Linked DNA regions of Homo sapiens: region 1 is linked to region 2. Evidence: chromatin contacts called from ENCODE Hi-C data. All regions are on one chromosome and are shown on one strand. The core of a region is the stretch at or near the end of the contact, and the rest is flanking DNA. Distances in the headings are between cores, read along the strand shown.

Region 1 (5,406 bases), core at 2,336-4,835, 130 kb after region 2:
TGGGAAGAGATGGTAGTCACAGGATATGAAAGTTCTCTTTTGATTGTTTACCAAATGTCAGTCACATTAGACTGCGTAAGTGCAAGCATACAGTGATCATCTGATTGAGTTTAAGGAGGGTTATGATTCCACCAGGAAAGTTCACCAAGATAAAAAGGAGCTGGGAAAATATTACAATGATCCTCTATGGAATTTAAGCTGGAAAGGAGAGAAGAGGGAAGAGAGGATTTCATGAGAGAGCTATGTCTCAGAGACACAGAGAGTGAATTTCAGGTCCTTGTGGGATTTTAGAATTGTAGGAGTTAGGGTGTTAGAAGGAGTGATCAGGAAAAATAAGAGATCATGATCATAGAAGAGAATATTTAAAATTGAGATTTTTGCAAGGAGTGCAGTTATTGATCACCACAAAGTCAAGTGTTTGACTGTGGAAGTGAGTGGCTCAAGAAGGATGGCTGATGAAATCTCTAAAAGCAAAGTAGTCCAGAAACTGAGAAACAGGATATTGGAAGGATCATGCCATTGGATATGAAAATGGCCAAAAATTAAATAAGGATAGTATTAGAGAAAGTGATAATGAGCCATATGCTAAAATCTCCAATGAATGGAGGGAGAATGAACTGGAGGATGGTGGAGGAAGCACCAACAAGAGAAGGGGAGTATAGCCTGATGCCATGAAAGAGAAAGCTGGAGTTTTATTGAGGAAGAAGGACAAAAGGCCTGGACACAGTAATGAAGAACATGGAGGACACCTACTATACTTTTATGCTCCTTGGTAAGAGGGATCTAGGAGAGTAAAAGCTATCTCTTGAAAGGGCTTTAGTGGAATGGGCGTTATCTGGAAAGTCAGATTTCAACTAGTGCAAAAAGGTGAAAGAGAAGTTTCCATAGGAAGTAGAGAATAAACAGATTTACTGATGATTGACCTCAAGTCCCAGAGGATTCAGTGAAAGACTTTCAGGAAGTATGAGGCCAAGATCAGAACAAGTAGTGAACAAAGCCACATGAGGATTAGAGAAGAGGAGATAAAAGATGACCTGGAAGTGCTGGGCTGATGTGGTGACTGATCTGCCATGGTGCAATAATAGCTGGTCTGCTGGTCCAGGGCAGGTGGTGGTGGTGAGGCTATGAGCATTGAGAGGGAAGAGAGTTATATGCAAGTTTTGGGGGTGAGACGGACCTTTCCAAGAACATGAAGAGCTGTCAGGTGGTGATTGACTGTTGCTGAGGAGACTGTTATCCTTCAGAAGGGTGATGTGCTCAGAACACACAGATACCCTCTTAAGTTGAGCCAAACAGTGGCCTTCAGCTTGGTGGTCTTACACTGAATGGGCTGGTTCCCTCTGAGTTCATCATTACAGAGCCCAATAGCTCAATTTTAATCAGAGGATACCTTTGCCTTCCTTCAACAGTAGAACATTGTATTATTGGGCTTGTCATATACAGACTAACTGTGAAACTGATTTTCGTCATTTAAAGCATTCTTTTGTGATCTTTGCTGTTTCTCCCCTCAACCTATTTATAAACCTTTCTTCCCCCTCCCCTAATTTTCTCTCCTAACCTATTCTACTCCTTGATGCTGTGAATGAATGAATAAATGTATGTCCATTGCCTCCAATGTCTCTGGAAATACTGCCTTCTCCCCCTCTGTGCATGCTAGTTGCCCCATAGTTTTGCCCATCTTCTATTTTGTGCATTCTGAGCTGTGTGAAGGTATGTGCATTGCAAGTCCTAGTGGCCCTCTCCATTGTTTGTCCTGATATTCTGCCTTTGCTGAACAGATGTGAGAACTGTTGTTGAGTCATAAGTGACTGTTAACTTTTCCTCTTTTTATCTAAAACAATTCTAAAACCAACATCTTTTTGGGAAGGATGATAATATTCATATAGTTTTTGGAGGCACTACCTATGATCAGTCATTCTATGGGACTATAATAAAATGCAAGTTGTAATGAAATCTAAGGCCTCAGGCCCACTGTCTCCAAAAAGTAATTTTCTGTTTGTGACCTTAGGGGCAGCTATTCAGTTCTCTAGAACAAAAAAATGTACATATGAAGTAGATAAGAATAGAATTACGATCACAATTAGTGACATAGACCATCAGTACCATTGGGGTTATCATGAAGCATAAAATTGCTATTTCTCTTCTTATCTTACAATGTAGAGATATTGCAAGGATTTTAAAGTCTAATATGTTTGGACTTTTTATTGAAAGTAGATGATACGAGTCAGTGAAGAACACATGATTTAGGTAAATGAACTTTTCTTAACAGTTAAAATTATTCACTTTTCATCCTCACCTGTACCATTGGTTATTTCTTTATTGACATTCCAAGACAAGATTCAGTCCCCTTGTTATACTCCTCATTCTCCCTTAGGTTCTCAATCTCAGGTTCTCACCACCTGCAGTTTCTGAGGCAGTGCCATATAGAGTAAGAGCATTGGATATGACAAGAAAGGACTGGGACTGGTGTCTGGCTTTGCTACTTACCAGCTATACAATGCTGAAGACATCAGTGAAGTGCTATTATCCTCTATTTTCTTATCACAGGGTTGCTATGTTTAACTACCCTCATGTATTTGAAAGTGCTCAGCACTTATGAAGAGTAGTTCCTAAATAAATATGCACTAATAATTTATGTTTATCATCTACTCCTTGGTTTTGGCTTCAGGTGATAGATTAATTTTAATGCTTTGTTTTTGATGCTTCCTGTTTCTCTGGCATCTGCAACTGTTCATTCCAGTTTTCTGCTTAAGGATTTTTTTGCCTTTACTTTCCACTTGACTGATGAGTGTGTACCATATGAGATTAGATTTGTGGTTGGGATGGGGAGGTATTAGGAGACTCTCTTTTAGATAAGGGGGGATCAGAAGTAAAGGTGCCAATGACATGTATGACAAAAACTAAATATTTATGAGGTTGAAGGGAAAGATGAGATGATGGGAACCTGAGTGTCAGTTGATGGTAAGAAGTTATCATAAAGTTAACCTCTAGCAATGTCCATAGTGTGTAGGACTACAAACAGTAAAATAACATTTGACTGTCTTTTCTAGAATCTATAAATAATCAATTTAATAAAATAAAATTCTATTGTCTCCACGTAATTATAGATATGTAACTTCATAGTGTGTAATTTTGATTTCTTCACACATCTTCCTTAGCACACAGAGCACAGAATGTTTAAGAACTAGGAAGACCGAAACTATTCAGCAAGAACTAAGAACCACAATGTTAAGGGGGTCCATTGTTTATTTTTTTTTCTTTAGAGGATGAAAACCAAAGGTCAGGTGATTTAATTTAAAATTAACACTCTTATTTTTTGCCCGCCCGCCTGCCTGCCTTCCTTCCTTCCTTCCTTCCTTCCTTCCTTCCTTCCTTCCTTCCTTCCTTCCATTTTCTTATAACTGCATATTGTTGGAGTCTTTAGTCAGGTATCATTGAATTAAAAACCAAACCTAGTAATCATCATCTTTAAGTGATGAAGTATGTACAATGAAACTCCAAACAGTAGAGACAGTTAAAACAGATAAGTTTCCAAGCTCAGTTTCTTGATTGATACTACCTTTTCAAAACAGTTGGGTATTCCATGTCATTTAAATGGCAAAAAGAAAAAGAGAATATATTCTGCCTGACTGTGTCTCTTTGGTCATCTTTTCACACTCCATTAGAGGCTTTATCCAACTTTTGTATTCAGACTTCATTGTATTTTTCTGGTGCTAGAAGAAACTTCAATGAGGACATGATGAATGTCCATATTAAATTAGATTCCCCTCCCCTTTCAATTAAGTTCATTTAAATTTAATTTTGTAATCTTACTTCAGTAAACCATTTGACTCCAGATGTTGGATGTACTTTTTCTTATTTCTGCTTCCACATAATCATACCTGTAAAAGATTTATCACTGCAAGAGGCATTTTGGAACCTTTCAGAGCATTTTTGGCATATGTTTCACGGATGACTGGTTAACATGAGCAATTAACATCCTAAAATGTTCTTATGCTCTCCAGAATATTTTTAATGGGATGTTATTTTTATTAGCCTGAACTTTAAACAAATAATCATCTTAAAGGAAACATTATCATCAAAACAACTCAGTTGCAACAGAAACCCAACCCTAAAGGAAATTGGTAAGAGTGAGGAGAAAAAAAGACCTTTGGGCTAAAACAACCTTTAACAAAGATATATAACTGAAAGGCAAGGCTTGGCCTTTTGCTAAAATAAGAGTTATAAGCAGAGTTCCTGTTTCTTCCGAATGACTCTGAGTCACTTCTCTGTGTGCTGTAATGCATATATTATAAAGTGATGGGCCACACCTCTTATGCTTAGGGAACATTTAACTCTGGCTTTTGGTGATAGAACATTCAGATCAATCAGAACAACCCAAGCACTACCTGCTTTGCACACCAAAAATAGAGACTCACACAAGTGTATTTGAGAAACTATAGCTGCCTTGGAGCCTAGAATTCAGACTTACTCCATTGATAAATGATCTTCACCATCAGCCCCTATCAGGCATTCTTAGCCACATAAAAGATTGCTAGTAAATAGCCTTTCTTGTTCTTAGAATTATTTGAATGCTTACAGTTGTTCTGAATCTGCCTTCTTGCTTTCTTAAGTCAAAGCTTATTTAATAACATACTTGATAGCCCTCCTGGGACCTTGTCTAATGAAACTCCTAGTTCTCATCAAAGAAACATAGACTACAATTCAACCTTTAGATGACATACTAAAGAAAAACAGCAACTACAAATACATAGGATAAAGAAATCATTTTTTTTTTCCTCAAGTGAAAAATTGTACTTCATGTTTTGGATATACAATAATGTGTCTTGATGTACATGAAATATTCACCACTACAGTAAACAAGTTAGAGTATGGATTTTTCCTCATACTTAAGGGACCCAGTAAGCAAGCTCTAATTTTATTCTTTTACAGTCTTGTTTTGCAGGGACAGGTATGTGTCTGTGCCTTGGTGGTGGGGTTTGTCTAAAACCCACCAGAGTTTAGCATTTACTGTTTCCAAGTGCTTTTCTTGCTCAAAGTACTAAATAATACTAAAATCATTTAAAGATGACAGTTACCATTGCAACCAGGCATAATTTGTTTGTCCATAATTGACAGACAAAGAACTCACGTTTTCTGCTTATATCTAATATAACAAAAGCTCAGAGAATGATTCTGTGAGTCATGGAATTTTGCAACTTTATTAAATTTTAAATAGGAAATCAGTGAAGGCCTAGAGATGAAAAATATCTGAAGCAGCAAATGGCATGTATAGAATTAATAAATTGTCATGCTACTCAGTGTATTTGTTTAGAGAGTAGCTATGCTAACTAGGAAAGTGCACTCGAAACATCCTCTGATTAGAAGACTACCTAGTGACTATTTGCCAATACCTCTAATTCCTGC
Region 2 (5,267 bases), core at 1,204-3,703:
TCCCTTCCTAACCAGCTGCCTTGATTTGAAGCATTTGTCTCAGTTTTCTATGGGAATTCTAGGGAATGGGACCATGTCCTTTTAAACTGGTACCAACTTCACTCCCAGATATTTCTCTACTCTGCCCTACATATGCCACTGTGTTGTCCCACTATTATCTATAATGCTTTGATTTTTCTCTCTGAACCTCCTTCTAGCACTCATATCTTCAACATTATTACAGAAAGTTATTTTTATCATCATAATGTTTTGATAATACCATAACACTGTGATAGACCTTTTGTTGTGTTTGGTTATGTCTATCTAATCTATATCTGTCTTTAGCTGTTCTTTATTTCTCTGTCTCTGTCTCTCTCTCTCAAGTCAGAGTGTACAACAGTAAGCAAAGTTTGGCCTCTGTTCTCGCGTGAAATCAAGTTAACATGCTCCACCTGTTGATATGTTTGTAAGAGAAATCTCATGTATATGCACATATGCAGAATTTCTGCTCTTTGCTTCTCAGGAAATCTCTTTTCTCCAATGTAGGAAGAACACATTAAAATGAATAAGTCATGTTATTTTTAGAAAACAGAAAAGCAAATAAATGTGTGAATAGAATATGCACTGTTTCTGTGCTTGAAACATTGAACATTGAATATTGATTGAAAGGCCACCATGAACTTTGAAAGACCACTGTGTTCAGAGAACTGTGATAGAAACTAAAAGAGTATAAAAAGATGTGATACTTTCATTTTTGAGAGGTTTACAGTGGGATGCAGAAAAAAAGAAACCTGTAAATGTGAATGGCAGTGTGTTTGGTTAGTACCTACTGGCTATATAAAATTGCTTTTGGATGTGTTTCATGATTCCTTATAAAACGAAGACTTAATAAGTTTACTTGGCAGCTGATGGGCAAAGTTTTAAAAAAAATCAAATGAGTTTTTTGTTTTCCTTTAAGCAGTTCCTGGCAATGCTTTCTTTTTTTTTATTTCAAACAGATGAGTTTTTAAAACAATGATTGCATTTAGAACCTTCAAGAAAGCTTGTTAACCATGGATTTGATGAGCCGGGTCCTGAGATCTGAACTGGGAGCTAGCTTGGTGCACACATGGCAGGGCCAAGGAGGTCTTGGATTTCCATGTAAGGGATACACAGACAAATAAACGTGATAAGGGCAAACGTTAGCCTTGCACCCTTTGAGTAGCAAATCACAGCGTATATTGTGTAGTCCATGAAGACTGGTGTCATCCATCCCAGGGCCTGGGTACTGTGTACAGGGTGAGCAATGACTTAGATGGAGAAAATATTTATCATTTGTTTTGATCACTTTTTCATTGCAACCACATTTCCTAAGGAAATGGGTATACCAGTTCAAATATTTGCTCTTCATTTCATGCTGCTTGGCAGTCTTTGCATCCTTTGCTCTCTGACTTGTTCGCCTGGCTGTGCAGTCTGTTTCCCAAGAGTGCTCTTGATGAGATATTTTGTTTTTATCAGGAAATTGATTTCTTGCATCTTTTTCTGAGATTACTGAATCCAATATTGGAGTAGAATGACTCAATTCTTGGAAAAATGTCTAATTTGGGACTCTGGTGGTTGATTTTTATTTTCCAGAGGTTCAAAGCCGAATTTGAGCATGTTGGTGGGAGAGGCAGAGGAGATGCCTTGCGGCCCACCTGGTTCTTCCTTGCATGAAGCTCTCATCCTCCTCCAGCAGTGTGCCTCATCACACTGGGCTCTGGGTGTATCTTGCTTCCACTGGAGAGAGCATCCTGCTCCAGTGTAGCTTTTCACTGTTTCCCTAGTTCTAAATCTTGACTGAGGTTTCTTGGTCTTATTCTTTAATTCCTTAAGCATCCTGGCAGTTCCTTACTGGGCTGTCTGCCTTTACAATTGTGCGTTGTTGCATTTTTGGTGAGATTAGCCTAAATTCACCACTCTTCCTTGGTGTCGAGAGGTGGCTTAGTGCCCTAAGCTTTGGGTTAATAAAGGCTGGACTCTTGAGTCCAGGACTAGCACAGCTGTCTGTACTCTGTGTCTTCCCATAAGAGATGCACCAAGCAGTTTTATTATGTGTAAGGGCCTTTGCCATGATACTTTTGAGAAGGGCGATGTGTATATTTATATTTCACCTTGATGTTTTATTCATGACTGATACTTGTTTAGTCTATGATGGCAGTAGGGAGTAGGAAAGCAGTCTGTGTGTCTGAGTCTGGTTCATTTAGGTCTTAAACTCAGAACTGGTTTAATGCAGCACGTGTATGTAGTTATTATAAACAATGATGGCAGGAATGCACAATTTTCTGCAATTAAAATGCCCAGTATATTCAATTCACTGGATTTTACCCTGTGACCACTGTGCTGTTTCTCTCTATGTGAAGAAATATACTCAATTAAGTGTTGCATAATGTGAGCTTTGTCAGTCCAAAAAATTTTTTCAAGTTGCTTGTGGTGTCATTGGTATTTATTCTGCAACGTCAGCAGTGCTTGCCGGCCAAATGCAGAGTGCAGGCTGTGGTTGAAGCAACTTTTTTTTGTTGTTGTTCACATTCCAACATTCTTAAGAACTGCCTGAAAAGAAATGTTGGAACTGCTTTCTAAAAGTACTTTTCAGAGCCGTGCACTATTGGAGAAGTTAAGAACCTTACAGTTCCGAAGGAAAAACAAAAAAAAAGACTGTGGGAATCTCTTTTATTCCTACTTTGTGACAATGCTAGTTTATTTAAATCTCTCTCTCTCTTTTTTTTTTCTTGGAGTCTTTCTCTGTCGCCCAGTGCAGTGGTGCAATCTCAGCTCACTGCAACCTCTACCTCCCAGGTTCAAGCGATTCTCCTGCCTCAGTTTCCCAGGTAGCTGGGATTACAGGTGCGTGCCACCATGCCCGGCTAATTTTTGTATTTTTAGCAGAGACAGGATTTCAACATGTTGGCCAGGCTGATCTCAAATTCCTGACCTTGTGCTTTGCCCACCTTGGCCTCCCAAAGTATTGGGATTACAGGTCTGAGCCACGGTGCCCAGCCTTTAATCTCTTTCTCAAACCTAAGAAATAAAATTTAAAATGTTACAAAAAGCGTTTCCGTGTTCTCATTTTCTGACTTCCTCCTGAGGTAGGAAAAGAATAACTCTTGTAAATAATGAAATGATTCTGTCTTGCACAGAACACAAAACAAAACATTCCAGTGCACTCTTGATAGCATGCCTCTGGGTCCCTTCCTGCAGGATTCTCCTTCTGTACTTTGCAGAGACCTTCATTTTTCCCCTACCTATAATTGAAAGGCTACCTATAAGGTGAAATGTATACGTTGTTTAAATGTTTATTCTTTTCAGCTATTGGCCAACAATTGACAAAGATGGAGATGAGAAGCAACAATCTTAATATTTGAAAGTGTTCATTCTCTTTTTCTCTGCTCAGTCTGGAACAAAATCTGAAGCATTTAGTTCTCTTGTGCAATATTTCCTTTGTCCTAGCTGCCTCTGAAAGGAATCATTAATACCCTTTTAGCCTTAGCTTAGCCCTAGGCTTTAACAGAGTAGGGAGAGCCAAGAGAAGCAGAAAGACAATAGGCCGGCAAGAGGGGGCATCAGGTTTGAAGTCCCCGTTGCTCACTTTTCACTAGCTGAAAGGCCTGTGTTTATTATCTGCAGCACATTTGTCAGCTGTAAAACAAAGGTAAATACACATACTTATGTATCTTATATGGAAGATATTTGTTTATATTTTTTAGTCTTTGTTGTATCTTTGCAGGTTTAAGAGCATCAAGTGAGCTCATGTATTAGAAGTTATTTTTGAAAATTACAGATTAGATAAACATAAGTTATTAATCTTATTTTTCCAACTTCAGCGGGAGCCAGGATTCCACAGTTTGAAAAATGGAGACACTCTCCTTCAACTCTTCTTTTCCTCTCTCTAAATTAACAGTGGGTTAGCATGAGAAGTTTGGTCCTTTTCAAGGCCTAATTTTACTGTGAGTTTATAGGACCAAACTTCTGAAAGAACTGTGAGTAGATCTTTAGATTACTCTCCTAAAGAGATAGCAAGACCTATCCAGAGAAATAACCACTGTGTGTGAAGGAGGAAAGAAAGCCCCTATGGCAGGGAAGTGGAGATCTTTAAAGCAATGATTTGGGAATTGTATTTAAAAAGAAAGATACAGAATGTTCTCTTATGGTAATGTGAAAACTTCAATGTTAGAATTAAGCACAGAGTTAAAATGAGATACAAACATAATCAGAGTTACGTTTAAAATTTGCTTTGACATATAGTTGGCCCCACAGTTAAAAGCCATTTAGTTGGGAGCCAAACCAAATGCCAGAAGAGCTTGTTTCTCCTGAATTTAGCTAAGAGATTTTTCTTAGCCTTTCAAACTCACCTGTCACAAGTAGGTTCCATTTTTAGCTCCACCTCTGAAACATTCTGTGATTCAGGTGCCCAGTGCTGCCTCCATGACTAGCCTATTGCTCTTCTGCCAGCTCCCAGAGCCAGAAATTTGGTGGTGCTTTTTCTTGGGTACATTCACAGAATCTCCCTTGGCCTCAAAGGGCCCAAGTGTCAGTTTTCTGATGTAATCAGAATATAAGTCATGTATCAAGTTTCTAGTTTAGTTAAAGACTTGCATTTCAAATTGAGCTCCTTTCCTCTACCTTCCAACCCAACCCCATTTTCTTTACCTGGTTGTTTATGTGTAGGAATACTTGCTATCCAATGTAGGAGGTCACAACAGCTACAGACAGGAATAATCTGATGATGGGTTTTGGAGAGATGAATGGAGAATGGTGAATGTGTGGATATAGTAATAGGCCTAACTTCATCACAGCATGCCTGCTTTTAGAAATAGCAGTTGCCACCATCTTGCCCCCTTTGCAATAGATATTTGCTTTATGACATTATGAAAAATCAATACAACATAAGTGTGGCATGCTGAAAATTAAACAGTCACAAAAACCCATGGCTGTGTGTGCAACTGAGCCTGTCCAGATAACCAGCTGACATTTATACATTTTCTTATTCATTGAAGCCTGTGTAGGTGAAACAGAAAATAAAGCAAGGGGGAATGTTAACTGAAAAACAGTTTATATGCCTGAACATATTTTATAACAACATAAAAGTGAAGAACCAGATACACTGTTTTAACTGGGGATTCCTTCAGAAAGATGGGATATAATCTGGTGAGCGTTTTATCAAGATGTGAAGCTTGTAATAGAAAAATACTCTTTCCTTTAGTGGATGAGCAAACTCTGCCATAAATATTCACACAATTGGTTACCAAATATAATTTAGGGCCATGTTT

The links. Hi-C counts contacts between places; a loop is a spot of excess contacts on that map. Pooled maps may share reads with other maps.
Region 1: a loop to region 2 is called in a map of PC-3, with 4 times the contacts of the local background. The contact joins two enhancer-like sites. A Hi-C loop is called at or near these places in 4 of 168 maps with a recorded cell type or tissue (A673, IMR-90, MCF 10A and 1 more) and 2 of 50 pooled maps.

What each region holds. Positions count from the first base shown.
Region 1 is chr15:47,418,846-47,424,251 of GRCh38, forward strand. It overlaps a transcript of SEMA6D not described here. Among named protein-coding and RNA genes, the nearest start is that of SEMA6D, 300 kb to the right of the region's middle. Within about 2 kb of position 3,586, at least 2 of the 41 ENCODE cell types and tissues checked have a DNase peak (open chromatin) inside an H3K27ac peak, as active enhancers do; they include A673, where a contact is called at or near this core.
Region 2 is chr15:47,291,523-47,296,789 of GRCh38, forward strand. It overlaps a transcript of SEMA6D not described here. Among named protein-coding and RNA genes, the nearest start is that of SEMA6D, 420 kb to the right of the region's middle. Within about 2 kb of position 2,454, at least 2 of the 41 ENCODE cell types and tissues checked have a DNase peak (open chromatin) inside an H3K27ac peak, as active enhancers do; they include A673, where a contact is called at or near this core.